Regions from separate parts of the Homo sapiens genome. Here region 1 is linked to region 2. A link is a loop called in an ENCODE intact Hi-C map of the cell type or tissue named here. Cell type or tissue: K562. All regions are shown on one strand. Each heading gives the region's core, and the rest is flanking DNA. Links, peaks and the distances in the headings are about the cores only. Region 1 overlaps IMMP2L (inner mitochondrial membrane peptidase subunit 2). Region 2 overlaps IMMP2L (inner mitochondrial membrane peptidase subunit 2).

What was found. Hi-C counts contacts between places; a loop is a spot of excess contacts. Peaks named below come from ENCODE experiments on the same cell type or tissue, not always from the same donor. Only the 100,000 strongest peaks of a DNase experiment are listed, where the experiment ranks them.
Region 1: it touches region 2 in a loop (2.5-fold over the local background); 12 of 110 quality-filtered maps call a loop at or near these places.

The regions. Positions count from the first base shown.
Region 1 is chr7:111,303,891-111,319,588 of GRCh38, forward strand. The region is part of intron 3 of IMMP2L (inner mitochondrial membrane peptidase subunit 2); the gene reads right to left. Among named protein-coding and RNA genes, the nearest start is that of LRRN3, 220 kb to the left of the region's middle. In K562, for the core only: a CTCF peak has its summit at 9,302 (motif pointing right); no DNase peak of the experiment used is centred there.
Region 2 is chr7:111,467,424-111,483,121 of GRCh38, forward strand. The region is part of intron 3 of IMMP2L (inner mitochondrial membrane peptidase subunit 2); the gene reads right to left. Among named protein-coding and RNA genes, the nearest start is that of IMMP2L, 87 kb to the right of the region's middle. In K562, for the core only: no CTCF peak of the experiment used is centred there; DNase peaks (open chromatin) are centred at 7,918, 8,758, 9,798 and 10,122; H3K4me3 peaks cover 240 bases.

The DNA of each region.
Region 1 (15,698 bases), core at 5,009-13,008, 160 kb before region 2:
TAAAACCACAAACCTCCCAAACGAACTTTACTCTGAACAGAATAAAATACCCTATTGAATACTCTAACCATCAGTTGTATAGGAAAAGAAAAAAAACATAAAAATTATCTCATACATTAATGGAAAGTTTATTGCATCAGAAAGAAAATGAATTTCCATATACTGTTAATTTCATACACTAAAATGAATTGAAGAAACTAATTATTCATAACGAATATTGGCCTTTGGGAAACACTGCTTCCTAAAAGGATTTAATGGTCAAAGCTTGTGTGAATTATTATCATGAATTAAACTAATGAAAGGATGAAGATATTGTTAACAGAAGTTCTGAAATGCTAACCTTGCCATTTCTGTCATGAGATGAGAAATCAATGTCCAAATAACATGTGCAGTTAAAGCTTTAACAGGAAATAAGTGCCACAGAATCTACAGAAAGAGGTTTTTCCTATCTCTCAACAAAAAATATATGAATGGAGGTAAGGTGGAGAAAGGGGACAATAGTAAAAATCATGCCCCAAATGGAAATGAAATTAGCACCCTGAGAATGAATTGAGAAGAGTAAAAATTAACGTTCAGCCATTTGTAGAATATTGTGAGCCCATAGGTGTGTATATATATAAAATGTGTATATATACATATATATAACGTGTGTATATATATGTGTGTGTGTACATATGTATAGTGTGTATATAAAACACATATATGGGTGTATATACATATATAATGTATGGGTGTATATACATACATAATGTATGGGTGTTTATACATACACATATATAATGTGTGTGTGTGTGTGTGTGTGTGTGTGTGTGTGTGTGTGTGTGTGTGGTGTATCCTGTAAAGAGGAAATTAAACCATCTGAATTATCAGTGCCCAAAATCAAGATGACCCACATGTTACTTTAAAAAATATATAATTAGAAGGGAAATTTAAGAAAGTTTAAACCTTACCTTTCCTATTTTCCTCAACAAACAAAAAGAAACAACAACCAACACATTCAAAAAAATTGATCTACTTGACACTGATCAAAGGAAAGTCTCGGAAATAAGAATTTGAAAGTATAATCTACCTAAGAGAGAGGGCTCTTTGTTGGAGAAAGTGGCTCCAGATTTCAGATTTTAGTTGATGACAGGAAGTGAAATAAGAAAACTCTTTGACAAGTGTATGAATAGAGAAACTTTGTCTTGTTTTTTTGATGAGGTAGGTTGTTTTCTTTTGATTTGCTATGAAATGGCATCTCCAGAGTCTTGCAAGGGTTAAGAAGAGTGGGAAGCTGGGTAGGAAAAAAAAATCCAAGAAGAGTACGAGCAGAGTTGGAGAGAGGGCTAAATTATTAGAAAAGGAATGGCACTTTGTTTAGCAACCCAGAATAGCAGTAGTGTGAAGCTCAGTGGGATCAGCTGGCTTCAGGGCTTTACAAAGAAATCCATTTCCCTGAGTGCTAAATATTTTTTTTGAGATGGAGTCTCACTTTGTCACCCAGGCTGGAGTGCAGTGGCGCGATCTCAGCTCACTGCAACCTCCGCCTCCCAAGTTCAAGTGATTCTCCCGCCTCAGCCTCCTGAGTGGCTGGGACTAATGGCAAATTAATAAATTAGCACTCTGATTTATATATCAGTAATACCAGAGGCTGCAGTGCAGTGGCACGATCTCAGCTCACTGCAACCTCCGCCTCCCAAGTTCAAGTGATTCTCCCGCCTCAGCCTCCTGAGTGGCTGGGACTAATGGCAAATTAATAAATTAGCACTCTGATTTATATATCAGTAATACCAGATAACATATATTTATGAATTTGTTTGGTGAGTCTATCCTGGAAAGGCTAATAAACTTTAAAATAATGAAGAATCAGCTTTCAGGTCCTGTGAAGCTAAGAACCATATCCTAGAACCTGGTCTTAGAACCAACACACTCCCTGTGAGAATGTCACTAACCTGGATGAGTTCTCCATTCTATTGTTCTCTATCTGCATTGCTTTACACAAAAAGTGGTTGATAATTAGGTAAACTAGCTTCTGAGGAAAAGTGGTGGAGGCCAGAATAGGGCAAGGGAATGGATGGCTGCTGATACCTTCTAGAAACTATCACAAATTTTTATAATAAATCTCTAAATATCATGAAATGTAAAAAAGATGGCCCAAATTTGCAAGGATCACTTTGATATCTTTGTTTAAATAAAATTTATATCAAAATGTGTGCAATGACTATCTTTTCCTCTTCTTCATTCTATTTTACATTTCTAAATTTTCCAAAGTACATATATACAATTTTAATCATCAAAAAAATTTATAAATTCACAGAAGATTTTTAGAGCAGTGAAACTACCCTATATACTCTAGCAGTGGATACATGTTATTACAAACTTGTCCAAAGCCATAGAATGTACAACATCAACAGTGAATGCTAATGTAAAATGTGAAATTTGGGTGATGATGTGTCAATGTCAATTCAACTGTAACAAATGTACCAGTTTGGTGGGGGATACTGATAAATGGGGAAGTCTATGAATGTATGGGAACAGGAGTAGGTACATAGAAAATCTCTGTATGTTCCGTTCAATTTCTCTGTGAAACTAAAACTTCTCTAAAAATTATGTCTATTTAAAAAATTCTAGCATAAATCTGTCTTTATTTATTTGGTATCTATGTCAACAAATTTTCAGAAATATTTAAAGGCCTTTCATTTTTATATATGAGATCACATTGATTATCACTGGACTCTGTGTGTGTGTGTGTGTGTGTGTGTGTGTGTGTGTGTGTGTGTGTGTGTCCAGTTTTAAAGCAGAAAAGGGGTTACTGACTGGGAAGCTGTAATGATGAGATCTCTTGATAAAGTAATGCAGTGTAAGCAATCTTTAGAGACTCTTTCAATTTGATGATGTTTTCTGACTTTTATCCTTTGGGCTGAATCAAGAAAAATAAAACAATTTACAAAACTAAGACTCTGCTACCCACAGCAAATGGGGGAGGCAGGGAAGACTATATTGATTGTCAATATATAGCAACATTATATTTTTTAAATTTATCCTTATGAAAATTATCTCTCATTATTAAAAGAGCTTCTCTGATGTTTAAAGAACTGGTTAACTATATTCTATATAGATATATATTACATTCTAATTATATTCTATATATATTTTTCTATCTATTTTCTTTATATAGTCCTTAGTTTATCATTTCTGTCCATTTTCTACACAAATAAGATGGGAACCTCAAAAAAGGAAATAAGCACCTCTATTATACAATCTTAAATTGGGTTAGAAAACTTAGTACCTTACTTTTGGATCCTAAAAAATATTTTATTGATATATTCCAGAATTTAAGATCTTAATTTTCTTATATATTTGCTCTAAATGGCACTTGAAATAAGAAACTAAAGAGTGATTAATATTTGGCCAATGTTACATGAATGTTACTATTTATCTTGTTATTCTTATTTTAACAGTATTTACCAATACTGTCGAGTCACTAAGTTTTGATTTTTGGTTCCACTCCTTCTAGTTTCACTTATGCATTTTAGTCCTGATCTTTGCACTAAACATGCTTATGTGTACCATATTCTGTAATAAAATATAACTAGGCAAAAACTATGATTATCTACCTCGCAGTAGGTAAAAATATAGAAGGTTCCAGAGTGATACTTCTCAAAATTATATCTGCTATATATAACATATAAACTTTGCATAAAAACAATATACCATTATAAAATATAATTACATACATTTTATATATATAGTATTTATTAAATCGAGAAAATATTTTCAAGTTACTATGTTCCCCATAAGTTTTACCATATTCATAATTTACAGTTTGTTTTTATTCCTTGAGAGAATTTTTTTTCTTACTTGGAACTATTTCCTATTTGTTCCAATTGTGTTTCCAACTTCCTTAGAAATGGCCATAGCAATACAATTTTTATTGATATACTAGCTCATGGGGCATTGTTTCTTGTTGTTAGGTGTAAATCCAGTAATAATAAAAATAAGTTCCATAAATACAAAACAGTAAAATTCAACCAAAATCAGGCCTGATATTAAGGGGATTTGAATACATATACAGAATATAATTGAACACTTTAAGCAATTCTACAAATTTTAAGAAATAGAGATATAGATTGAGATTTTCACAAACTAAAACAATTATAGTGATATAGTTCAACTCAGTCTCTTAACTTACAACTATGCTTGTGCGTATCTGTCCAAATTCAATTGTATTTCTGGCCTATAAGATTATTTGCTTCAATCAACCAACATAGAGAAAAAAATCCCAGGCTAAAAAGTAAATATAATGTCTACACTGGCAGTACCCTATCTCACAGATATATTGTGACAAAATCTTACTATTAATATCTGTAAATATTATACACCTTTCATGAAAATATGAAAGCTAAATAAATATATAAGGGTAAACAAATAAAATCTAAAGGTAAAGTTTTATTTGGTGCATTTGAGAAAAATACAAAAGAAAAGGAAACTTTGGGTCTTATTGGTGATGTAGGAATCTGGAGATTGAAGACGTAGGCAGTGGGGATAGTGCAGGAGTGAAAAAACAAGCAGTTACAAAAAATTATTTAAACTTGCCATCTTAATGTAATATGCTTTGAGTCGGCCTTTATTTCTATGTATGGAGAACAAAAAGTTTCTAGGCAGAAAAATATTATAAAATTGATAGTACAGACAGTGAACTACTACAATTTAAAAACATCTGACTCTTTCTGGCCAATCTTACTTTAATGGTATCATCATACAAAAGAAAGAAAATTACATGGAACAAATGAGAAAAAAAAGTACCTTTGTCATAAACTTTCAAATATAACATTATAATAAAAAATTCTCAGGAGAAATTTTGGGGGAAAAAAAGATGTATTCTTCAATAATAATTTAACTTGGCCTAAATTCATGAGAATATCCTCCAGTTTTGCAAACTGCCTTCAATTTGCTGAGAACCATTCTTTTATGCCAGCTTAAAATAAGCAAAGATTACACAAGTACCATGTGCCACCTTAAATAAGGAAAGGGAAAAAAGTACAATATGGTATTTAAACAGCTGTGTGAAGATACTGGTTAAAACAAGAATCATTTTTCAGCTGAGCTTGTAATGCTTCATTTTGCTAAATTTAAACTAGTGCATCATTAACTTAACCACTGATTTGTAGAATAAAGTACAGAACCGCACCTGCATATAATCCAATAAACACAATAATTTTTCAAATGGTTGTGAAATTGTCATAATTTGGGATCAAGATTTGAGAGAAGGAAGAAAAAATAAGAAGACATTATTTCACAGATGTACTGGAGAAAATACAATTGTTTTCATTATTTGCAGTTTTATTTGAGTGAGCTGACAAATGTACAACAAACAGTACACGTGGAAACACACTAGTAAGAATTCTATGCCAGGCAATTAGTGAAGATGATTGCAAGAAATCAATTTTTTGGAAATAAACAAAAATTTTAAATGTTATATGGCCAGTTTGGATGAGTATTATAAGTAAATGAGCTCAAACCAGTTAACGAAATGGAAGAAAACAGAGTGTGTGCTCAAAATAATTTTGCTCCCAAAGGTCCATAAGGAACCATTTAGTATATCAGAAGTATTCATTTACTATGTGGTATCTCCCTGGTCAAAGAATTGATACTTTTTCACATAGATTCACTCAGTCTTGTCTTTCCACTATGTTAGAGGTTTTAAACCCCACCGAAAAGTTCAATAGATACAATATAGGGAATATGATTCATGTATTTGGATGAAAAAAAGATCATATGCTTATTTTCACTAACAATTAGCTAAAAGTTTAAATTTCCCTTTATTAAGAATGCAGACAACAAATCACAGTAGTATTTGTTGTACTTGTGACCGACAGAAATAATATATATTTTGAAATATTGTTACACTCATCACTAACTCCAAAATTATAGTACCTGTTAGAAGTAATGCCGCATCCCATTACTATTACTATTCATGTATTACTATTTTAGAGATTTTAAAATATTTTGATGGCACTATTTCAATTTAGTTTATTTCCTTTACAATCCTATGCATTTATTTTGTGCATTAATAACATTCTGGCCGGGCACGGTGGCTCACACCTGTAATCCCAGCACTTTGGGAGGCCAAGGCGGGTGGATCACCTGAGGTTAGGAGTTCAAGACCATCCTGGCCAACATGGGGAAATCCCAACTCTACTAAAAATACAAAAACTAGCTGGGCATGGTGGTGTGTGCCTGTAATCCCAGCTACTCGCGGGGCTGAGGCAGGAGAATCGCTTGAACCCGGGAGGTGGAGGTTGCAGTGAGTCGAGATCACCACTGCACTCAAGCCTGGGCAACAGAGCGAGACTCCATCTCAAAAAAAAAAAAAATCTAAGACTTTTGAGTTCACATGCTTAATTTTTTTTTTTTTAATTCTGAGACTGGATCCACGAACTTCGCCAGATTGGAAAAGGGGTCCATGGCACAAAAAGTATTAAGAACCTCTCATTTTCAATTTGGCACATAAGATAAGGGAAACGTAGGGAGACAAGAAACTCTATAGCTTAAAATTAACTTTTATGTTAAAGTTTTGTTTCTGTTGGTCTTTATTTTTAATTCTGGAAGAGCAATCATCCTAAATTAAGCCAATCAAATACATATTGCTTTAAGCACTAATTAACACCTTCTTCTTCTACCTTTTATTAGTTCTAAGAAATGTTCTTTGGTTTAAAATTTTCCACTAATAATGGAAAAAGTATGAAATTTCTTATCCTTATTTAACCATTTTAAAATTAACTCCAATATGTACTACATTATGACAGAGCAGATTTTACATCGCCCTGACAGTAAAGTATACTGCATTCTTGGTCAGATGAATGTAATGAGCTTCTTGTAATCCTGGCTAATTGATATAGGAATGGGGGAAGGATTTGCAAGATCAATAGCCGTATACCAAGTGCCAGAGACAAGAATGACTGGCTCTAGTAAAAAAGAACACATCTAGAAGAGTATCTCCAATCAGAATTGCAACCTGATTAAATTTAAAACAGAGCATTATGGTTTCTAACGCCTATTCTCCTTTGCGCAAGGCAAGTAGGTGAGTAAAATGAGTATGTGCTAAAAATCTCTTTTAAAATTTTTAAGTATTTAATAGCAGCGGTAATCTCTGACATTTCTCTAGTGAATTTACTGCTTTTGATTTGCTCTCCTGGATGGGAGAACAGTTCCAGGGCTTTCCACTTGTCCCCTTCTACCACAATATCCTTCATTCCATGGTTCAGAAAGCCAATATGGACATTCTGCAAGCTACAGAGGATATCTAGTCAAGGTAAGCATTGAAGAACTGGACAATGATCACAAGGTAGATAAACAAACTCCCTGGAACTACAGTAAGAGTAATTCAAGTTACAAAGAAAGAAAAAGGAAAAGAACATGAGAGAAGGGAAAGAAAGAAGGAAGGAAAGAAGGAAGGAAGAAAGGCAGGCAGGCAGGGAGGGAGGGATCATTTGGTCCCCATAAGGTCACACTTTGACAAGAACAATGGTCAAGCATTTTGGGTCTCCCCTCCCTGCCAAGGATTAGTGTCAAGTAAGAGCCATGTATGGTAATCCCTGAAATAACTAAGAATTTCCCTTTCCACAATGTACAATCATCCTGGTAAATGACTGAGATCACACTGGGGACAACTTGAAGAAAGATTTTTGGTATGTATTTGTAGCAATACTCATGCTTTATCTTCAGAGGGATACAGTTGCCCTCATTTCATTTAAGGGCTGTGGCTCTGTGAACTGGCTCCGGTCTAGAAACTGAGTGAGAGGCCATGATGTTGTATCAGGGTGAGGAAATGAGTTTTCTGCTCACGACATCAATTATGTTTCTGTACCCTAGAGTCTGTATTTTAGTGATATTTCAGCCACCATCAAAAATTAAAAGTTTGGTGTCACAATAGTCTGATTGTCACTCTGGCTCTTCCACCCATTATCGCAATTGTACTCACTTTGCTTCCAGTGATTACACTGGGACACTCAGCCTCTGCCACTCCAGAATTCCATCATTCCATTAAAATGAGAGAGTCTATTTTGAAAGTAGCACCTAATATCACATCCAAGGCAATCAGAATACAGCCTTCCCAGATTTCTTCAAGGACACTGATGTTCCCTTCACCAATGCATTTCTCAATATTTCCATGAGGAAAGCATTTGTGGGTCACACATGATAAACCCACTGCAACATTCCTATCTCCCTAAGGCTTTGGGATATTTTCATGCAAGACTGAAGTCACTATGGCCATTACAGACTCTTCAAGAAGAGGGAATTTAATCTCCTTAGAGAAAGAAGAAGAGGTTGGTTCCACAATAAAGCACTGGGGAAACTGCAGATGAAGCATAGAGGAAACTGGAGTTCAAGGCTCTGAGATTTAGGTGAGTTCACTCACATAAATATATTCATTTCAATTATCATGATCCATGTCTACCATTCATGTCTTATCTTCCATATAAGAAAGCTAGTGAGGCTGTGAATTCAACTTGTACTGTGATTCTATAATTCTCAGAACTGAAGTTTGGTTCTTATTTTCAGCTGCATCATTACTGCAATGATAAAAGACAAGACAATTTGTGTTGGCAGTGGGAGTGGGGAGGGGATCATAGATCTCTGTTTACGTGACTATCCTTGAACTGAGAGAAGTCCTGAACCCATAATTTCCTTTCTATAAACCTTCTAGTGTAGTCAAAAACAGCCAACAGGAGTCATTATTCAATCCATAACAGTCAATTACAACTTCCATTTGATTTCCCAAAACTTTGACTTTAGTAAACACTTCATTTCTGATAAGAAAGGTGATACATTAAGTAACTGAGCTGACCCTGCATGGAACGGCAATTTTCCACTGGCAATGATATACTATTGTGTTCAATTGCAGTATGGTCAGATAACCAATCTCAAATTCTCATCTTTGAAATTCTGTCTCCTAAAACCACTCCTGGTTATTGTTCACTAAAGAAAGCAGAAACTACTATAGACATTTCCAGAATAGGAAATTTAATACCAGAAACTGATTATACAGTTGTTGAAGGGGTTAGAAAAAAAAGGAAGAAATAAATACTTGAAGGCACAAAACAAAAACAGGGTTTCAAACCAAAGTGAGGGTGCTACCCCACTAGGCTGGAGCCCACAAGCCTGCAGTAATTGCTGAGCTCCTGGAAAAACTTCTACAGGTGCCACTGGGAATGCTCTGTTATTGCTCAACAGAGCCTATACTGTCCAGCAGCAGGAGTACTGCTACTGCTATTCAAGATGCCAACACTAATGCTTCTGGAACTCACAGCCACCAGAGGTCACCTTCAGTATCCTCTTCTGCATGCTGAAGTACACCATCCAATAAAAGGAAATAAATAGCTGCTTCTTCTCTCCTACCTTACAATCTTTCAAGATTGCCTTGCTTTGGCTGTACCTAATAGAAAACTTGCTAGCAATGGAATCTGGCATGTGTGGTTCACAGGTTTTATATCTTTGCAGTAGAGTGTGGAAGGGCAGATATATAGATAAGAGATAACAGCACTAACTGTCACAAAACCAAACAATAATGGAAAAACAGAATGTGATGCATTTTATCTTCTAACCATTTATAAAATAAATTAAATATATGTTTTATGGTATAATAATAACTGTAAAGAAAACCAAATACTACACAAGCACTCAAAATGCCATTCTCAATCTAATCTTAACTTTCTTAATAATCAACAAATACTTACTGTGTCTATGTTCCTGACATTGTGACAAATCCCAGAGTTACAGATGTAAAATCAACTATAGGAGTTTTTACTCTCGTCAGGAAATAGAATCAGAGGAAACAGACAAAATACAGTAAATAATAACTAGACTATGTGTATCAGGTATACAGGAGAGCCAACTACAACAGCCAAGAAGGGTCATAGATGGTGTATAATTTGGATATTTGTCCAATCCAAATTTCATGTTGAACTGCAATCCCCAGCACTGGAGGTGGGGCCTGGTGGGAGGTGTTTGGATCCCAGGGGTGTATGTTTAATGGCTTGGTGCTGTCTTTGTGATAGTGAGTTCTCGCAAGATCTAGTCATTTGAAAGAGTGTGGCACTTTCTGCCCTCCACTCTCTGTCTAGCTCCTGCTTTTGCTGTGTGAAGTGCCTGTTCCCGCTTTGCCTTCCACCATGAGTAAAAGCTCCCTGAGGCCTCCCTAGAAGCAGATGCTGCTATGCTTCCTGTACATCCTGAAGAACTGAGCCAATTAAACCTCTCATCTTATAAATTGCCCAGTTTCAGGTATTTCTCTATAGCAATGTGAGAATAGCCTAATACAGGCGGCTTCAGGGAAGTGACTTGGGGAAAAACTAGGGCTTCTAAAGAATACAAGAAAAAATAATATTTCAGATCAGAAAAACAGCATGTATGGAGGCATACAGACCTGACAAAGCATAAGATGTCCTGGAAAGTAGAATTGTATATAATTTGAAATATAGCAAATGAGGAGATAATCAGGAATATGCCGAAGAAAAGGTTAGACAGGCAAAAGGTGAGCAAAGTATGATTCTATTAATATATTGCTCATACAATTGATTGAATGATGTTGCATTTGAAATTTTTTAATTTAAATTTTAGAAAGATAATTGCCAGAGGAATGGAGGATTGACTAGAGTGAATAAGATGAGGAAAATAAGATCATTTAGAAAGCTGTTCTAGTATAGGATAATAAAACTGAAGTAATGCAATAACTACTGAAGTAATACAATAAACTGAAGTAATTCCCACTTGTCTAGGAAAAAGCTAGTTCTCCTCCTCCTTCTCTATGCAAGTTCCCCAGCTTCTAATCAATCTATCAGTTAAGCCCACTTTAATAACTATTAATATGTTTTCAATGTCCATTTTAATAACTGTGTTTTCTACAAGATTAAAGAAATAAAATTATCCTATAGATTTTTCTAAACAAATAGTGGAGACCTATGGAATATAATTGCAAGGGTAGTAAAAATGTAACTTAAATTAAGCTGTGAAATATATTCTATTTTTTGTCTGCTATTTTGTCATGACTGTTTGACAGAAAATCTACCCTTTTAATATGCCAAATTCACACATATTAATTAGGAGAACTAGAAGTTAACCAAAGTAAATCGGGAGGAAAATATTTTAAAAGTATACGTGCATATCTCACCCAAAGAAAAATTCCGATTTAATTCTCACTTCTTTTAAGGTGGCCCTCCCCCAGAATATCGTTGACTTTTTAAAACATATCATAAGGCAAACATTTGTGACGCTATCACAGTCCATCTTATACAACCAACCAGGAAAAATATCCTCTTTAATCAAAATCAGTAATTTTGCGTTAAGCTTCTTTTATTGATATGAAAAATTTGGGCAGTCCTGCAGAGAGAAGTCCAAATAACACAGGAAACTAGCCCTGACAGGTGGTAAGACAATAGGAAGAAACTAGTATTTCCTCAGGATCTTGCTTATACATATGGTACTTATGATACTTTACTAAAAAGTATTTATCTGAATCCTTCAGTAGCCTATGAGTCCCTTAATGGCAGGAAATGACTGAAAAAAAAAACAAATAAATAAAGTGAAGACAGAAACGACATGGATTTCTAAAAATATTTCTGATGCTTCTGCATTTCTTAAAAATTTACGTGGATATTTTCCAGGATGGACAATTATCTGTGCACACAATGCAATTTGCTCTTCCAAATCCTTTCTACCACAGCTTCAGACTTAAGCTCTATTTAATGTAAACCAATCATAGTAATACCTTCCTCACCGCCACGTAGTCTTTCAGTAATGAATGAGACTACGTCCATTTAAGCAAACAACACACAAGGAAACATTTCCTAGTGGCTTCTTAAAAAAAAAAAAAAGGCTTCATTTTTCAACTAATAAAAAGGTGAGTATTACAGATAATAACTACATAGGAATGTAAAAAAAAACTTACTCTGGCTATGGAAGTCTGAAAAGACTTCATGTAAGAGATAAGGCTTAAACCACACCTGAACAACAGGAAAGTACAGTTATGCATCACTTAATGATGGAAACACATTCTGAGAAAAGCATATAGGCAATTTCATAATTGTGCGAACATCACAGGGTATACTTACACAAACATAGATGGTATGGCCGACTACCCCTAGCTTATGGCTCCTAGACTACAATCCTGTACAGCATGTAACTGCACTGAATTCCATAGGCAATTGTAGCACAATGATATTTGTGTATCTAAACATAAAAAAGGTACAGTAAAAACATGGTATTATCCTCTTATGGGAAGACCATCAAAAACACAGTCTATCACTGACATTATGCAGTGGCACATGGCTGTATCTGAGAGTAGACAGGAATTACAACTGGGTGGATGGTATAAAGAAAGGCATAAGAAGCATAAAGAGTGGAGGATGTTAGATGTATTCAAAGCACAAGCCAGCCACCCCAAGTAAAAGACTCATAGACAAAGAAAGAACATGCAGGAAACAAAAGTCGAAAAAAGGGCCTGAAAACCAGAATATATTTCATTATGTTAAGAGCCAACAAAGTAAAATTCTTAGTTATGATCTAAATGTATGATTTAGGGATGAATACATAGTTAGGGAGAAAAGAAAAATTATTTAGCCATGAATAAATTAATCCAGGTTCTTATTCATCAAGATTCCATTTTGAAGAGGGCTGCCGCTTAGGAACACTCAAGCTACGAGGGCCATAAATTTAACACACACATTTCTTTATGAAGGAGTAGAGAGAATAAACAAATTTTTTAAAAAGTAAAGGGAGAAAAGGGAAAATAAAGTAATATGCAAGGACATCCGATAGTCAAAATGTATTATCTCATAAATTTATATGCTTCAGTAAAAAAATTATCATATTTACAATCAAAAAAGGCCATTTGTAAAGAATCTCACATATATTATCTCTGTCAAATCTCACAACAACCCAATGAGAGAGATATTGTTGGCTCCTTTTTTTTTTCTTTTTTTTTTTTTTTTTTTTTTTGAGATGGAGTCTCGCTATGTCGCCAGACTGGAGTGCAGTGGCGAGATCTCGGCTCACTGCAAGCTCCGCCTCCCGAGTTCAAGTGATTCTCCTGCCTCAGTCTCTCAAGTAGCTGGGATTACAGGCACGTGCAACCACGCCCAACTAATTTTTGTATTTTTAGTAGAGACGGGGTTTCACCATGTTGGCCAGAATGGTCTCGATCTCCTGACCTCGTGATCCGCCCGCCTCAGCCTCCCAAAGTGCTGGGATTGCAGGCATGATTTTTGGCTCGTTTGTACAGACATGAAAGTGTCTCAACGTGGTTAAGTGAGTTTGGAAGAGCCAGATTATTATCCAGGCCTCTGACTTTACATCCTGTACCCACTCAGGCCTACCTCATTTCATTCAAGAGATAAGTACAACACAAAGTTCAACAACATCTGAAGCCATTCTGAACTAGAAATAAATGAAGATTCTAATTGTCAGTATATCATTATTCAGACATAATGTAGAAACAAAGGATTTTGCCAAGCTTAATATGGTTTGGCTGAATGCAAGATTTATATATTAAGATCCAACATTATATGGGCAAAGAAATACTACCTGACTCTCTGGAAATTGAGGTTTATCAATCAGACTCCCTAGATATTCAGTATTTTGAAGATATAATAATACTGAATCAGAGACAGAAAAAAACTAGTAATAAAATACTCAAAGGTCTAAAAATTAAAGGCAAATTTTCTTAGCAAAGAGTACATGGCATTCTATTTAAAAATCAACAATTTGTCTTCATTCCCCAGATCATAAACCCAAGGAGACCATTATAAGGCTGCTACAAACAATCTGTCAGTTTGATTTCACTTGGTTAGTGAGGGTGTTGATTTTGTTGTTGAACTGCTTAAGAAAAATTTAAGATGCTTAAAGAAAGTTCTTTAAACATATTAATAATAAGCTTTTCAAAGTCTGTGAATTTAATATTTCATTATTTCCTTGAACCTGTTAGAGTTAAGTGAAACTTTGAAAATTCCAGGAAAGGTTCAATAAAATTTGTTATAGATTCTACATGGTCTCATTTTCCTTTACTTAAGAAAAAATACCAAATAGGCTGTTATATTTTGAAATCTACATTTTTTCAATCTGCCCTTTAATGAGCACCAATTATGGTAAATAAATATTAACAGAATATAACCACTTACTTATAATGCAATCCTTATAATGTTATATTTATCCAAGCCATGAAGGATTAGGGAAGTAAAAACTACACTAGCTTATGATTTAGCAGTTTTATTTTCCAATATAGGTCAGAATCTAAAAAGTTAAAGAGTGAAGGAGGGCCACGGGGCCTTTAAGGAGCCCAAATATCAGTGTAAATGAAAGGGTGATTGATTCTCTCCTCAAAGCAGATGGCGTCCTTTCCCCAGATGCCTGGTTAATACAGATGTGGAAGCCAATGGAGAACTCAGGTTCCTTACAAAGAACAGAAAAGGGGTTGAGCACACAAACAATTCAAGAGTTCAAGGGCTGGTGGTGAAATCTGGTAGTAACAGATTGCAGACACATACAGATGTCTAAAGGAAACAGCAAAAGGAAGATCTGGGAAGCAACTCCCCAGGAAAAGATTTTACCATAGAAATCATCATCATCATTAAGAAGCCTCAGATCAGATGTAACCTATAGCAGATCTGAACATGACTAAACCCTAGACAAAAGTAATTAATTCCAAAACAGTGGTATGGATCAATTCAAATGAGAAATTGATTTTCTAGTTCTGAGGTGCAATGGCAAACTTGTAAGTCAAATGATATCCTAGAAGACAGCACTTTTTAAAGACAATACCTTACCAAGCCACTTGAAGACGGAATAACTATACCATAATGAAGAAAAATTTCTATTACTTAATAGATTCTTTTAAAAATATTTTAGATACTAAATTAGGACTATTACATAATTGGTATTATCTATATTTCAACTATGGAAGTAACAGTTCTTCATTTCAATTAACAAGCTAATATACTGTCTATTCATCATGATTCGACCATTAGCCAGACTTTGCTGAATAATTCTAAGATTAGCCTGCCATTTAGCCACAAGTTAGCCAACTATATAGATAAGTGAACTATTTTGCTATCATTACCTTAAATGTTGTCCACACATCACAATGACCAATAAGAAAACATCCCTGTCCTACCATCCTGGTAATCAGAAAATCACCATGTGGCTTAATGTAAGGCTAAGTAAGCGTTACCAAATATGTCTGTAGGAGGGCAAGTCTGAGGGCACGATTACACTTTCAAGACTTTGTGAGGAATCATTTGTAATCTTGTCACACTCAAAAAAAGTGCTGAGAGCATTCTTTTTTCACCCTCACATCATCCAGAGAACTGTTCAGCAATATAAAGCTGTGACCTTGATGTTCTATATAGCTTAAAGACCATAGTTAAAGTCCTCATAAGCACTAAAAGTCATCTCTGCACAGGAAGTAGAATATCCTTCTACACTAATGTGCTACATATTATAGATTTCTCCAATATGTTCCAAATATAATATAATGTTATTTCCAAAACCGTAAAAAAAATTCATAGTTTAGCAGATCTAAGTAGAACTCCTTTTGGCTGGTGAGATGGTGGGAAGAGATTAGGGTAGAAAGTGGAAGAAGCAGAGTCATAAGAGAATAGTAATCAGTGAACTACCAAAATTTTCATCATTCAAAATTTTTACAAATCAAAATTTTAGCTTTA
Region 2 (15,698 bases), core at 4,914-12,913:
GTTGCAGTTTTTGGCTTCTTTTCTCCTACTTATGTGAGTCACACTGCTCATACTCACTTAAGCATAATACAAGTCATTTTACAGAATAAATGTTCAAAGATGGCTGGTATGTATATTGAAAACAATATGCCAACTCCTGAGTTCATGTCTAGACTTCCTCGGGATTACAGAGACGGTAAGGTTAATTACCCTTTTAACTATGATCATTGTTTATTACCTTGCTTTAGTTTTGAGAAAAGGACAAAACATTCTGAGTATATGCAAAAATATTCTAGTTGACAATATATTCATTACTGTTTATGACCTCTAGTATTCTTTCAAATTAAGTAATTAAGTATTTAAACAAACACTCCCGAAGTAGAAGCAAAAATCACTTTCTCAGACTATTTAGCACTTCTTAAAGGTCTCCAAGAAGTAGTACACTCCAATTAATATTTATCCTCTTCCTCAGAGCATCGATGCTTACACTGCCTAAGGGAAACCTGTTGTCAGCTAAGGCAAATGAGGTTAATAACAGGATTTGGCTAAGAAGAAAAATATGTTGCACTTTAGAGAACTAACATCTCATCTCATCTCAAATACGCTAGGAGAATAAAGAGGCCAGGAAACAACCAATTGTAAAAATATTAGTAAATAGGTAACAATTAAAGTCATTCTTTCTCATCCCAACTAGATATACTAATGGCCATAATTACTTTTTACTTACATTAGTATTACCTCAGGGGATCTATTGTTTTCTTATAAAAGTCAGCTGAGCTGTACAGCTTAACCAAGATAATCTGCTATATTAGTTTCCAAGTATAGAAAGCATATGTGTAAATAAAACATACATCCCTCATTGTTACCTGGATGTTATTAACCCTTGCTTCCCAACAACTAAAATATCCACACAGGGATTTACTTACAAAAAAAAAGAAATATGCTTATTAACCTAATTATGGGTATCACATAAATACATTGTATTTGCCCATTTATTATTATTATAGCAAGGCTGTAGGGGCCATACTATCCATATTGGATGGCTAGTTTCTCCCAGTAGCCATCAAGAAGCCTAAAATTTCATCATTTGAAATATTTTTAAGTCTTGACTTTTAGAGGAGAGAGAACTATAAAAGAGAATGTCTAGAGTTAAAGATAGAACAGCAGTCTAGGACTCATATGCAATATAAGAAGAAAATGGAATCAGCAGAAGTTCTAAGCAGGAAAGTGATATTATCCAAATCATGTTGGAAATAAATCTGCTAGCAATGTGGAAAATGTACTAGAGAAAACATATCATAGTCAAAGAAGGAGAGATCTATGTGGCACCTGGACTTAGTAAATGGAGAAAAGAAAAATATTCAATAGATATTTTTCAGGTAGACCCAAAAAGACTCTGTGTCTAACTGGATACAGATGATAAGAAAAACCTAGAAGTTAAAGATGGAAGTGACTCTAACTTTGACTTGTGACTAAATATGATGGCAATAATCAAAATAGTAACCAGAAGAAGAAAAAAAGTTTGGTATGGGCTAGGTTGGGTTTGAGAAGTCTGAGGAATATCATCATACACATATATCCAATGGAGAGCTAAAATTACAGGTATGATGCTTCAAAAAGAAATCAGGTAGGCAAGAAGTTAAGAGCAGTGGACAAAGGGAAAAGAGAAGAGGGCCATTTCTGAGGGCTCTGTTCTGTTCCACTGATCTATATCTCTGTTTTGGTACCAGTACCATGCTGTTTTGGTTACTGTAGCCTTGTAGTATAGTTTGAAGTCAGGTAGCGTGATGCCTCCAGCTTTGTTCTTTTGATTTAGGATTGACTTGGCGATGCGGGCTCTTTTTTGGTTCCATATGAACTTTAAAGTAGTTTTTTCCAATTCTGTGAAGAAAGTCATTGGTAGCTTGATGGGGATGGCACTGAATCTATAAATTACCTTGGGCAGTATGGCCATTTTCATGATATTGATTCTTCCTACCCATGAGCATGGAATGTTCTTCCATTCGTTTGTATCCTCTTTTATTTCATTGAGCAGTGGTTTGTAGTTCTCCTTGAACAGGTCCTTCATGTCCCTTGTAAGTTGGATTCCTAGGTATTTTATTCTCTTTGAAGCAATTGTGAATGGGAGTTCACTCATGATTTGGCTCTCTGTTTGTCTGTTATTGTGTATATCTACAACTATCTGATCTTTGACAAACCTGACAAAAACAAGCAACGGGGAAAGGATTCCTTATTTAATAAATGGTGCTGGGAAAACTGGCTAGCCATATGTACAAAGCTGAAACTGGATCCCTGCCTTACATCTTATACAAAAATTAATTCAACATGGATTAAAGACTTAAACGTCAGACCTAAAACCATAAAAACCCTAGAAGAAAACCTAGGCAATACCATTCAGGACATAGGCATGGGCAAGGACTTCATGTCTAAAACACCAAAAGCAATGGCAACAAAAGCCAAAATTGACAAATGGGATCTAATTAAACTAAAGAGCTTCTGCACAGCAAAAGAAACTACCATCAGAGTCAACAGGCAACCTACAAAATGGGAGAAAATTTTCGCAAGCTACTCATCTGACAAAGGGCTAATATCCAGAATCTACAATGAACTCAAACAAATTTACAAGAAAAAAATAAACAACCCCATCAAAAAGTGGGTGAAGGACATGAACAGACACTTCTCAAAAGAAGACATTAATGCAGTCAAAAGACACATGAAAAAATGCTCATCATCACTGGCCATCAGAGAAATGCAAATCAAAACCACAATGAGATACCATCTCACACCAGTTAAAATGGCAATCATTAAAAAGTCAGGGAACAACAGGTGCTGGAGAGGATGTGGAGAAATAGGAACACTTTTACACTGTTGGTGGGACTGTAAACTAGTTCAACCCTTGTGGAAGTCACTGTGGTGATTCCTCAGGGATCTAGAACTAGAAATACCATTTGACCCAGCAATCCCATTACTGGGTATATACCCAAAGGACTATAAATCATGCTGCTATAGACACATGCACACGTATGTTTATTGTGGCACTATTCACAATAGCAAAGACTTGGAACCAACCCAAATGTCCAACAGTGATAGACTAGATTAAGAAAATGTGGCACATATACACCATGGAATACTATGCAGCCATAAAAAATGATGAGTTCATGTCCTTTGTAGGGACATGGATGAAATTGGAAATCATCATTCTCAGTAAACTATCCCAAGGACAAAAAAACCAAACACCGCATGTTCTCACTCATAGGTGGGAATTGAACAATGAGAACACATGGACACAGGAAGGGGAACATCACACTCTGGGGACTGTTGTGGGGTGGGGGGGAGGGGGGAGGGATAGCATTAGGAGATATACCTAATGCTAAATGACGAGTTAATGGGTGCAGCACACCAGCATGGCACATGTATACATATGTAACTAACCTGCACATTGTGCTCATGTACCCTAAAACTTAAAGTATAATAATAATAAAATAAATAAATAAATAAATAAAGAGAAGAGGGCCAAAAAAGGAACCAGCAAAGCATACAAAGCTAAAACAGAACCAAGAAAAAAGGATGTAATATACAACAAAGGGCCAGAAAACTTCAAGGAGGAAGAATTCATACTGTCCATTTCTGCTAAGAGATGAAGAAACATTTGTATCGTGGCCATTGGATTTAGCAATGAGAAGATTTGAGAATTTTTCCAAAGAGTTTTTGTAGAATATTAGAGATAGAAGTCTGATTTTACTAAACTAAGGCAGTAAGTGACTTAAGGAATTGAAGAGGACTCACAGATATTTCTTCCCAGAAATATCTCTTTCCAGATGTTTGGAAATAAACATCAGTACTCTTTCCAGATGCTTGGAAATAAGAGCAAAATGTACTGATTTACCCGCAAATCTTGACAGATTCTAGGGAATGCAAGTCTCTGTCATTATTGTATAGAAGAGAGGAGAAAACAAAAGGTAATTAAAGCTGACTCTAAAGTCTCTAAATTTGATTCATGGGTATAGATATAAAGATTCCATAACTTTAGCAGCAAGGTCCAATACAGTAGCCAAAAGCCACATGTGGTTACTGAACACTTGAAATGCAACTAGTCCAAACTGAGATGTGCCAAATGAAACCAACACCAGATTTTTAAGACCTTATTTCGAAAAATGTAAAATATCTCATTAATATTTTAATATTAATTACATGTGGAAATATTTTAGATCTATTGGGTTAGAAAATATTAAAATTAAAATTACACTTGTTTCTTTTCTCACTTGTTTCAAAGTGTTAGTAGACAATTTAAAATCACATATATGGCTCACGTTATATTTCTTTTGAACGTCCCTGAACATTCAAAATGTTATCCTCTAGAATAAATACTAAACTGGAAGAACAGGATTCAGAAAGGTTCCATCACAGCCAGCCTATATATATATCATATTAGTGTGAAAGTTAATGAAGGGGACACCCAGGACAACATCATGACTTTAAGAAAATAAAGTCCTAACTAATTAAGTGGCTTACTCAGGTCACCTAGCTACTGGAAACAAAACCCAGACTAGAACCTAGTCCGTGGGTATTTCCTCTATTATTCCACCTCTTGAAATGTCAGTGAAAATTTAACTGTTATATACGATCTTATTCTGTACCACATTCAATAAAATGACTTGTAAAAAAATCTTAAAATCATAATCTCCATAAGAGTATCCTTTGTTCACCAGTCAACTTGTAATTTAACTAATATTGTTAACGTATGTCAACTCACGATTCAGTTTTGTTGTGTTTTACTTTGGGCATGTATATATATACTCTGAATTTATTTCAACCAATTCCACATGAATTTTAAAGAGAATATCCTCCTTTCAAGTACACATCTCTTTAAAAAAAAGTTCTAAGAAAACATATCTGGAAAAGTTCAGAGAAACTACTCTCAACCATTATTATCTGCCATTTGATAGTGGTAACTTACTAAGGCATCATGTTGCTCATTAATGTAATATTCATACAAAATTAAAAGTTATATTCAAAATATAGCTATAGTATATGATGATATACTGTATTTCAAATTCTGGCAAGATTTAAAATCCTGCTTTGCCCAATAAAATCTTCAAAGACACTCAACCATTATGTTGTAGGTAAACCACAGTTCCAGAATCACCAATAATTGTAACCAACCAAAATATTTAGCTGTAATTTCTTCAATATACTCCAACAACTATAAATGTATTTATGCTTTTCATTAAGAAAAGACACAATTATTTAAAAAATTAGTCTTTTCATGCTAACTTTCCATGTGAAATTGAAAAGTAAACATCACTTGAAACTTTAAAACTTAATTTTATGAGACATCTTAATAAGCTAATAACTGTTGTAGTCATGGTAGTTATTTCCTTTGTAGAAATACTGCTCCAAAAATAGTGCTATGCTGAGTGCAGTGGCTCATGCCTGTAATCCCAGCACTTTGGGAGGCTGAGGTGGGTGGATCACTTGAGGCCAGGATTTCAAGACCAGCCTGGCCAACATGGCGAAACCAAGTCTCTACTAAAAGAAAAAAAAGAAAGAAAAAAGAAAAAAAATGCAAAATAGTGCTGATAAAAATGAATGAAGATTATTTGATTAAGCAACATGCTTAATTTTGTACGTATACCCTATATTTATTTTAACAAATAAAACTATTATTGTCATTCCAAAATGACATTATTAAAAATAATAAAAATAAAGAATATCAGCTCCACTTCTTGAATATTTGCTGTTATTTCAATGTTATCACATAGATAAAAGGATGGTGAAAATCTAGCTAATAGAGTTAGCTATGCACAGGGTGACTATGCTTCCAAAGAGGAGCTTTCCATGGCGATCTGCATGTCTTCTTTTCTTTGCCTGGCTGTTTGTGGCCCCTCTTCACATAACTGGAGTTAGTGTATTCATCTATTCCAAAGTTATTCCATCTGGACTCCTATGTGGCAGCCTCCCCCAAAATACAAAATACAAAAAAATACAAAAGTACAGAGCCAGATGTCACTAAGACCTGAGCTTTACCACATCCTTAAAAGTTTTCAAGTTTTCCTTGGTTGTATATGTCCCTTTTTGGCTTACTATATAGCAGATGCTAAGTGTCCCACTGTTGACTGTTCTTAGCAAGGCGTAATCCAGCATGGAGCTACAGAGAATCACTGCTCCTTCAATACTGGCAGACTGAATGACATTGTTGGTGTTTATGTCAACCTACTTCATGTTAAGAATAACTGACAGTTGATAGTCATGACATTGCATAAACATCTGTGGTAGATTCAATATCAATATTCTAGAGAATATTTGCAATAAGCAGCATTTAACAGCATTTGTTCAGCCACTATGGAAAGAAGTTTGGAGATTTCTTAAAGAACTTAAAACAGAACTATCATTTGACCCACCAAACCCATTACTGGGCATATATCAAAAGGAAAATAAATCATTCTACCAAAAAGATGCACACACTCATATGTTCATCACAGCACTATGCACAATGGCTAAGACATGGAATCAACCTAGGTGCCCATCAACAGTGGACTGAATAAAGAAAGTGTGGTACAAATACACCATGGAGTACTACACAGCCATAAGAAAGGATGAAACCATGTCCTTTGCAACAACATGAACGCAGATGGAGGCCATTATCCTAAGAATAAATTAATGCAGGAACAGAGAACCAAATATTGCAAGTACTCACTTAAAAGTGGGAGCTAAACATTGGTCACTCATGAACATAAAGATGGCAATAATAGACACTGGGGACTACTTGAGTGGGGAGGGAAAAAGGGGGAAAAAGGTTGATAAACTAACTATTGGCTATTATACTCACTACCTGGATGACGGGATCAATCATACCCTAAACCTCAGCATCACACAATATACCCAAGTAACAAAGTGCACATGTGCCCCAGAATCTAAAATAAAAGTTGAAATTACTTTTTTTAAAGTCCACAATATGATAAAGTGTGCTAAGGAATCATACCTCCTTGAAAATAACTAAAAACATCACTTCTCCCATTTATAAAGCAAAAGTGAATATTCAAAGATAACTGCAGGAGGTTAAGTTCATTAGCCAATATTCCCCTAGCACCTAAGGCAGTTTTCCGCTTTTTTTTTTCAGTATGCTCTTATTACTGCCTAATTATCCATATTGCTTTTCTTCCTTTTTGTTAAACTGAAATTCACCCAAGCAGTTTAACCTTTCATTTAGAATCATTAAATACACTCCCCTCCCCTCACTGATAATTGGCCTCTTTCTTTATTAACTGATTTCCCCCCTTGATTTATTACAAACCTTTTTTGCCAAATTTGGATCCATTCTGTTAATACATTCTTTACCTTCTTGCAACTCAATTAACACAGTGTCATTGTTACCAAAGCTTTCCTATTATTTCTTCAAGTTCTTATTGCTCTTTAAAGATCATCTAGTAGAATAATGAATTTTTAATAAACCCGGAATATTTTAATGATTCTTACTTAATTCTATGGTAAAATTTATGTGAGACATACTATTCTTCACACTGAAATGTTTCCTACTGTACTGTCATAATACTATACGGTAACTTTCTAGCAATCCAAATACACAAATCCTTGCAATATAACTTATGACTTCTAAAAGTACAGAAAGCCATATTATAATTATCATATCCATAGCTAAATCAAACCAAGCCAGCTTCTTCAACAGCAGTTCCAACATCCATACAATTTTTAATAAAGTGAAACTTATACTTGTGCCATCAGTAAGTATTAATGTAACCTCTGAGTATGAGTAAACCTGTCACTAGATTATGCAAAGGAATAACCTTTCATGGGCCCTTGAGGTTTCTCCTTAATGGAAATAAACAATTTTTTTAAAAGGCATTCCTGTTCTCTTCTTGGAAAGAAATACTTTCCTGAGCTCCAAGGCACTGATAAAATTTGGTGGGTGTCGTTTTAAGGCCTTTCCCTTTCTTATCAGCTACCGACACATTTCCCAGCCTTGCCACCTCTACTCACCAAAACAGTGCCTTTTTTTTTTCTAAAAGGAAAAGAAAAATGAAAGGTATCTACTGACCTTGGATCAAATAAGGTTATGTTTAAGTTTAGTTTAGAGATTTCTTCCACTTTTCCAAGACCTAAAATATGAAGCAGAATATAGACTATGGTATCTTTATTTAGCAAGAACCAGCGGACACTGTGTTTACCAGTGGGAAACACATCTTAAGTTGACAAGAGATATGGAGATAACCAGAACAAAATTAACCATTAGAATATTAAAAACTCTACTCCCAGAATAAATTACAAGGAACAAAGAAACAAAGATTTCTACCACTATCTTATTTTGAGTAATTTTAAATAAATAGGAAAGGATTTTGATCTCATCCTTCTGTAAAACGTCTACCTGCCAACATTTATGTTTGCAATTTTCAATAATTGCAACTACAGACATAATCTTTATAAGTATATATTCATTTGATGTCTTTCACCAATAAAGACCTGGTGTTCCAAGTCTCCTATCTGTTCCAGAATTTCTATTTCATGTGCCAATATAGCTCTTCTTTAAAAAATTTCAAGTCAGTTTTGACTCCAACTTTAAAACTATGCAACATAGTTTTCTGATATCCTGAGGGATTAATTCTTATGTTGAACTTCCTAACAATTCCATTTTGATCCCTAAAGCTATTTTCATGCATTTTTTAAATGAAAGAGACCTTAAAGATCAACTAGTCTGTACCTCTTATTCTGCAGATGATGCAATTGATCCAAGGAACAGTTAAAGTAACCTGTGCAGGGTCACTCAGCCAATTAAAAATGATGCAACTCAAAGTAGAAACAAGATGTCCCAAAGCCTAGACCCATAGTCTTGCACTGAAGAACTGGCAAATAGAGGCTTTCAGATTTGTTTCACAGAAAAGAAAATAATACTTTTTAAATTAGTCAATTATGTAAATAAAATCGGTGTTTTCAAACACTTAATAATCTTTTGTAAAAGTACATTTCCTTGTACATAGTAAACGTGGTTTTAGAACTGTTTGTATTTTTTATTGCTTAAGATGATTTTCTATTGGCACTGTAACAAATTACAGCAAATTTGGCGGTTTAAAATAACATTTGTTTATTATCTAACAGCTCTCAAAGACAGAAGCCTAGTAGGTTTGGCTAGATCCTCTTCTTAAGATCTTTCAAGGCCAAAATCAAGGTGTCAGTGGGACTAGGTCCTTCTATAGAAATCCCAGGATAATCTATTTCCAGGCTCATTAAGTTGTTGGCAAAATTCTGTGTAGTTGTAAGACCGAGGTACTTGTTTCCTTGCTGATCTTTGATTGAAGGTTATTCTTACCTTCTAGAGGCAGCCTGCTTTCCTCTGCCCATGGCCCCTGAATCTTCAAAGGCTGTAACAATGTGTTGCATCCTTCTTGTCCTTTGGATCTCTCACTTCATATGCTGCACTTCCCTAACTACTACTTCTGCCTCTGTTTCTAAGGGCTCATGTGATTGCACTGGACCTACATGGATAATCCAGGATAACCTTTATTTTAAGGTCAACTGATTAGTAGCCTTATTTACATCTGTCCCTTTGGCAATGTAAAGTAACTTATTCATGGATATATCATCTTATTATATTCACTATCCAGGGAATTAGAGCATGGAATCTGCTTGGAAACCAAAGTTCTAATTATTACATTTAGCTCATATTTATTGATGCATCCTTAAGGAAATGTGACTGGTTTTCTACAGATCACGTTGTTCAAACTCTAACAAAATAAATAACTTTGCATTCCTAATATTTATATATCCATTTCCAGGAATGGCTCTGATTGGCCCTGCTTAGGTCCAGTGCCCACCCCTCTACCAACCACCAGGGCTGGCTTCATGGCAATGTGACCAGTGCAGTCACACATAATCCTGGGCTCAGAAGGGACCCCACATTTGGGGCTTAATGCTCTGAAGCTACCAACTTGAAATTCTTAACCCTTTGAATTTGTTTTGTACATGAAGTCCAATAGAACAATTGAGCATGTGCCAGGGGCTTGTTTGTCTGAAAAAGAATGCATTTCTCTTTCATTTTTTAAGAATATTTCCAACAGGTACAACATTCTAGATTGACATTTTTTTTCCTTTTACCACTTTATAGAGATGTCATTCAGTTATCTCCTGTCTTCTATCAGTTGAAAAGTAGGCTATATTTTTGCTTCTTTGAAGGAAATGTCTTTTTTCCTTTGAAGACTTTTATCGGCCGGACACAGTGGCTCATGCCTGTAATCTCAGCACTATGGGAGGCCGAGGCAGGCAGATCACCTGAGGTCAGGAGTTCAAGACCAGCCTGACCAACACAGAGAAACCCCATCTCTACTAAAAATAAAAAATTAACCAAGTGTGGTGGTGCATGCCTATAATCCCAGCTACTCAGGAGGCTGAGGCAGGAGAATCGCTTGAACACTGGAGGTGGAGGTTGTGGTGAGCCAAGATCATGCTATTGCACTCCAGCCTGGGCAACAAGAGTGAATTTCTGCCTCAAAAAAAAAAATAGACTTTTATCTTCTTTGGTTTTCAGTGGTTTGACTGCCATGTGCCCTAAATGTGCTTTCATTGTATTTATTCCAATAGTGCTTTTTCATTCTGTGGATTGATGTCTTTCATTGATTTTAGAAAACTCTTGGCCTGAATCTATTAAGATAATGCTTCTTCCTCAATTCCTACTCTCCTATTCTCCTGGGACTCCAATTAGATGGTAGTCAGCCTTTTCCACTATTATATTATTTACACTATTGATTGTGTGTTCCATTCTTTTATTCCTCCCATGCACTATTCTATATATTTTCTAATTGACCCATCATCCAGTTCACTAATTCTTTCCTCAGCTGTCTAATTTTCTAATAAACTAATCTATTGAGTTCTTCATTTCAGTCACAGTTTTTATTTCTAGAATTTCTTTAAATTATTTTTATGGATTCTTATTCTGTGCTGAAATTATCCACCTTTTCATCACTTTAAAAAAATATTGATCATAATTTTTTTCTGTTTTTGGAGAGAGGGTCTTACTCTGTCACCCAGGCTGGAATGCAGTGGTTAGACCATAGCTCACTGCAGCCATGATCTCCCAGGCTCACATTATCCTTCCTCCCATCTCAGCCTCTGTAGTAGCTAGACTACAGGCATGCAACACCATGCCCAGCTTTTGTTTGTTTGTTTGTTTGTTTGTTTGTTTGTTTTTGGTTAAGTAGAGACCAGGGAAGTCTTGCTATGTCACCCAGGCTGGTCTCAAACTCCTGAGCTCAAGTGATCCTCCCACCTCGGCCTCCCAAAGTGCTAGGATTACAGACATGACTCACCACACCTGGCCAATTACAGTTATTTAATAGTCCATGTCTAATCATTCCAATATCTAGATTACTGTGAGACTGTTTCTATCCTTTCTTGTTTTATATTGTTTTTCTTGGTCCTGGCTTCTAATATGCATGGTATAATTTTTTATTAAATGCCAAGTGTTGCGTATAAAAAAATTATAGAAACTCTGCATGATGTCTCTTGCTTCCAGCAATGACAGACAGTTGAAGTAAAGGCAGACCACCTTAAAATCAAGATTGGGTTTATCAAAGAATACATTTTGATTTTTGTAAGTAGTGGCCTATTTATAGTTCTTCCTAACTCCTAGGATATAGCCCCACAAGAATTCCAATGAAAAGCTTAGAGTGTTTTACCAGGGTCCTTCTTCCTCCTTCCTGAATTTTAGCTTGCAGGCACTGTGAAACTGCCAAAAGTTCTGCTCATCCTGTCACCATCTTAGCTATTGCTGCTTGGTTTCTCAGCTTGGCCTGTGTTGCTTGCAAATTGACAGAACCCAAGGTGAAAAATGACACCAAATACAGGGCTCACTTCAGTGTGTTTCCTTTCATTCTTAGATCTTTAGCTCTTGGTAGTGCTCCAATGCCTTTAGATATATATATTTTTCTAATCCAGTTTTTTTCATTATTCACAGTGTAGGCCTTAGTTTGAAATAAACTAGTCCATTTACAGCCAGAAATAGAAATCAGCCACTGACTGATCTGTGGCCTATCTTTATGTATGCCTCTATATCTTATTAATTCCAAAAGTATTTAAGATAAGTTGACACCCTTATATGACGGTTGATTTGCCTTGTGTTCTATTTCCTGCTTGAAACCTAAACTGTTCACTACTCTAATATCCTAATTAATTTTGTTGTAATTATTATGTAAACTTACATTCAAAATGCTTCTCCTCGATAGCTAAATCTGACTCCTTACATATAATATTTAACGTGTATTTGGGAGGTCCTTTGCAAATGCCGTCTTGTACTTACTCATTTTTTTAAATATAAGAAACAGCATTCTCAGAGACTAGATTATTTCAGAGTAAAAATGAAAACATTTATAAACATAAGCACTAGTATTTAATAGAATGTTGCCTGTATAATTTTGTTCTTTGAAAACTTATAGTTACCTCTCAAAGGATATAAAATTTATAAAACAGGATGAGCAGAAGCTATGTATAACTCCTATGGTTACATTAACACAAAATCTCGGTAATTCAAAATTGAAATTTATTAAACATTTCTAAGATGTAATTTGTCTCTGAACTAAGAAAATGTCTTATTACATAATTAAGTGTATAAGCATTGTGAAGGCAGTTTATCCTACTTTAAAAAATAAATTGCTGTTAAGGACTGTCTTAAGGATACCAACTTTTTTTTTTTTTTTTGAGATGGAGTCTCACTTTGTTGCCCAGGCTGGAGTGCAGTGGCGCAATCTCGGCTCACTGCAAGCTCCGCCTCCCAGGTTCACGCCATTCTCCTGCCTCAGCCTCCCGAGTAGCTGGGACTACAGGCGCCCACCACCACGCCCAGCTAATTTTTTGTATTTTTAGTAGAGATGGGGTTTCACCGTAGCCAGGATGGTCTCCATCTCCTGACCTCGTGATCCACCTGCCTCAGCCTCCCAAAGTGCTGAGATTACAGGCGTGAGCCACTGTTCCCGGCCAAGGATATCAACTTTTTGTATGGCTATGAACAGCATTTAAAAATCAGTTTAATCTATATCAAATAATAAGAATAATAATACCTATACTATCTCATTTTATTTATTTTAAAAATGTCACTTGTACATATACTTAGTAATGACTGCAAATTACTATGGATAATTGAAAGTACCAAAAATAAACTGCAACACAGGATTTCCCTCCCCAGCATTTTACTGTCAAAAAAAAAAAAAAAAAAAAAAAAACTGGAAACCTAGGTACTTCATCCTCCCTAAAGAATCTTTCATAAAAGTCATGGTCTTTCTACATTTGGTTCCTAAATGTACTACATTAACTACAAACTCAGAAAAATGTTTGGCCATAGATTTTAAAAATTGGGAATGAGTACAGATAGAACAGATAAGTATACACAATTATATTTTCCCAGCTCAATTGATAACTGGCTTTTAATACAATTATGGGTCATTATTCAGTATTATTATTACTGTGGCCAAAACATGAAATTCCATTTTTAGCAGGTTCCAATTAATTTCCTTGGTTGGTCAAGGAACCTTTCAAGATTTACAAGCACTCAAGACACAAAGCATCTTTCGTTTTTCTTTTTTCAAATGCTCTATTCTATTTCATCTATTTCCCTTGCTCAAATCTTTATGACTCTTTGTTCATACTTATCGATAGAGAAGCAGCCACCACACTGGCCATCTATCAGAAAGTGGTAATGAGTTTAGCATGACAAAAACCAGCTGTTGAAACTGCTGTATTATGCACACTGTATGTTCATAATACAGTAATATTGCTATTAATGAAGAGACTGCTATGTATTTCAGGAACCACTGTATCAGAAATTCAACTACAGAAATGGGAGTAAAATAAGAGATGTAGACATACCAGGGCCAGAATGACTTCTTTGGTGAGAATCAATGTTATTCAACCATAGCATCGTACCACATTATATGGAGACATTATAGGATGATGGTTAAGACACAGCTTTGATGTGAGGCACTTCAAGCCTTTGCTCTGCCACTTATTAATATTTACTATGTCCTTAAGCAGGTTATTTAGCCTCTCTATGCTTTAGTGTTCTCATCTATAAAACCGGGGATAACAATACCTACTTTACTGGTTTTTCTTAATAAGAATCAAATAAAAGTGAAGTTAGAACTCCTAACCCAGTGGCTAACAAAAAAATAAGCAGTCAATAAACACTTTAAAAATATTATGTTTTTTTTTTTTCTCTCCATAGATTATGTGTCTTTTTCTCTCTGCCTTTGGACCTGATCACTCCGACACTCTTACCAACACCAGGTGTTTATTACCTATCTTTAGAAGTCTACCTTTGCTTCATAGGAACTACCTTAGTGTTTTCCATCTCAGACTTTGGGATTTTATCTTAGTTCACTTCAGACATACTCCAGGGATACAGCAGTGTACAATGGGAAAAGATTTAGACGTAGTGTTATCAAATAGAAATAAAATGTATGTCACATGTGTAATTTTACATTTTCTACTAGGCATATTTAAAAAGGAAGAATCAGCCAGATGCACTGCTTATGCCTGTAGTCCCAGCCACTCAGGAGGCTGAGGCAGGAGGATCACTTAGGCCCAGGAGTTCATGCCCAGCATGGGCAGCATAGCAAGACCCAATCTCATAAACTAAAACTGGAAGAAAAAGAGGAAAAAGAAACAGGTAGCATTTTAGTAATATATTTATTTGCATGAATATATCCAAATTATTATGATTTTAACAAGCAGCAATCACCACATTTCAAGTGTTCAGTAACTATAGGTGCTTGCTATATTAGACAGTACAGGCTTAGAGTCAAATGAATGTGGATTCAAATTCTGGCCTTGCTTTTTACTTGCCATGCACTTGCTGTAAATCTGTTTCATTATGTTAAAAATTACTATCTCCAGATATTGTGAGAATTAAATAAAAACAGCATACTCAAAGCACTTAGCACAATGCTTACTTACAGGCATGCTCATTCAATGAGAATTCCCTCACACCAACCTTCTACTATAGAACTGAACACTGGCTCAATACAGTGAAATCTGTGATCCAGATTAAGAGGAAAGGAAGAGAAAGGAAGCCCCCCATCGTCCTTCCTTTCTAGCTCTCTATAAACTGTGGCCATTTCTCCCACTCACACAGCTCTCCTTCTTTGCTTCCTAGCAGCTATAAATTTGACTCGGTAGACTTATTTCTAGAATCCCTGAACCCTTGTAGTCATGACCCAAGTATGTGGTTCCAAGAAACTAAAAAAAAACCCATGCCTGAAAGAGAAATCCTACCATCTCTTTCTTCTCTGCCCCTGTGGTATCCACCTCCCCAGCTGGCCCTACTGCCTAGTCAGACAGAGTTTCTCCTTTATTCAGGGGTTCTCACTGCTGCAGCTTCCTCAGCCTCAGCAACTGCCATTAACGTTAGTGCTTCTCTATTGAAAGAGAGTCTGGCATCAAACATTAAAGAGGCTGAGCAGCATTCTGCAAAATAACTGGACAGTACCCTTCAAAAGTGTCAATGGCATAAAAGACAAAGATCAAGGAACTGGCATATACTGAAGGTGACTAAAGAGACATAAAAAATAAAAAATGAAAATATGGGATCTTGAGTAGGATCTTGGCCCAAAAAAAGGACATTAGTGGGAAAACAGGTGAAATCTGAATAAGGTCTAGACCTATTCGTCTAATAAGATTAGATCTAATAATATTCTACTGATGTCAATTTCCTGGTTTCAATACTT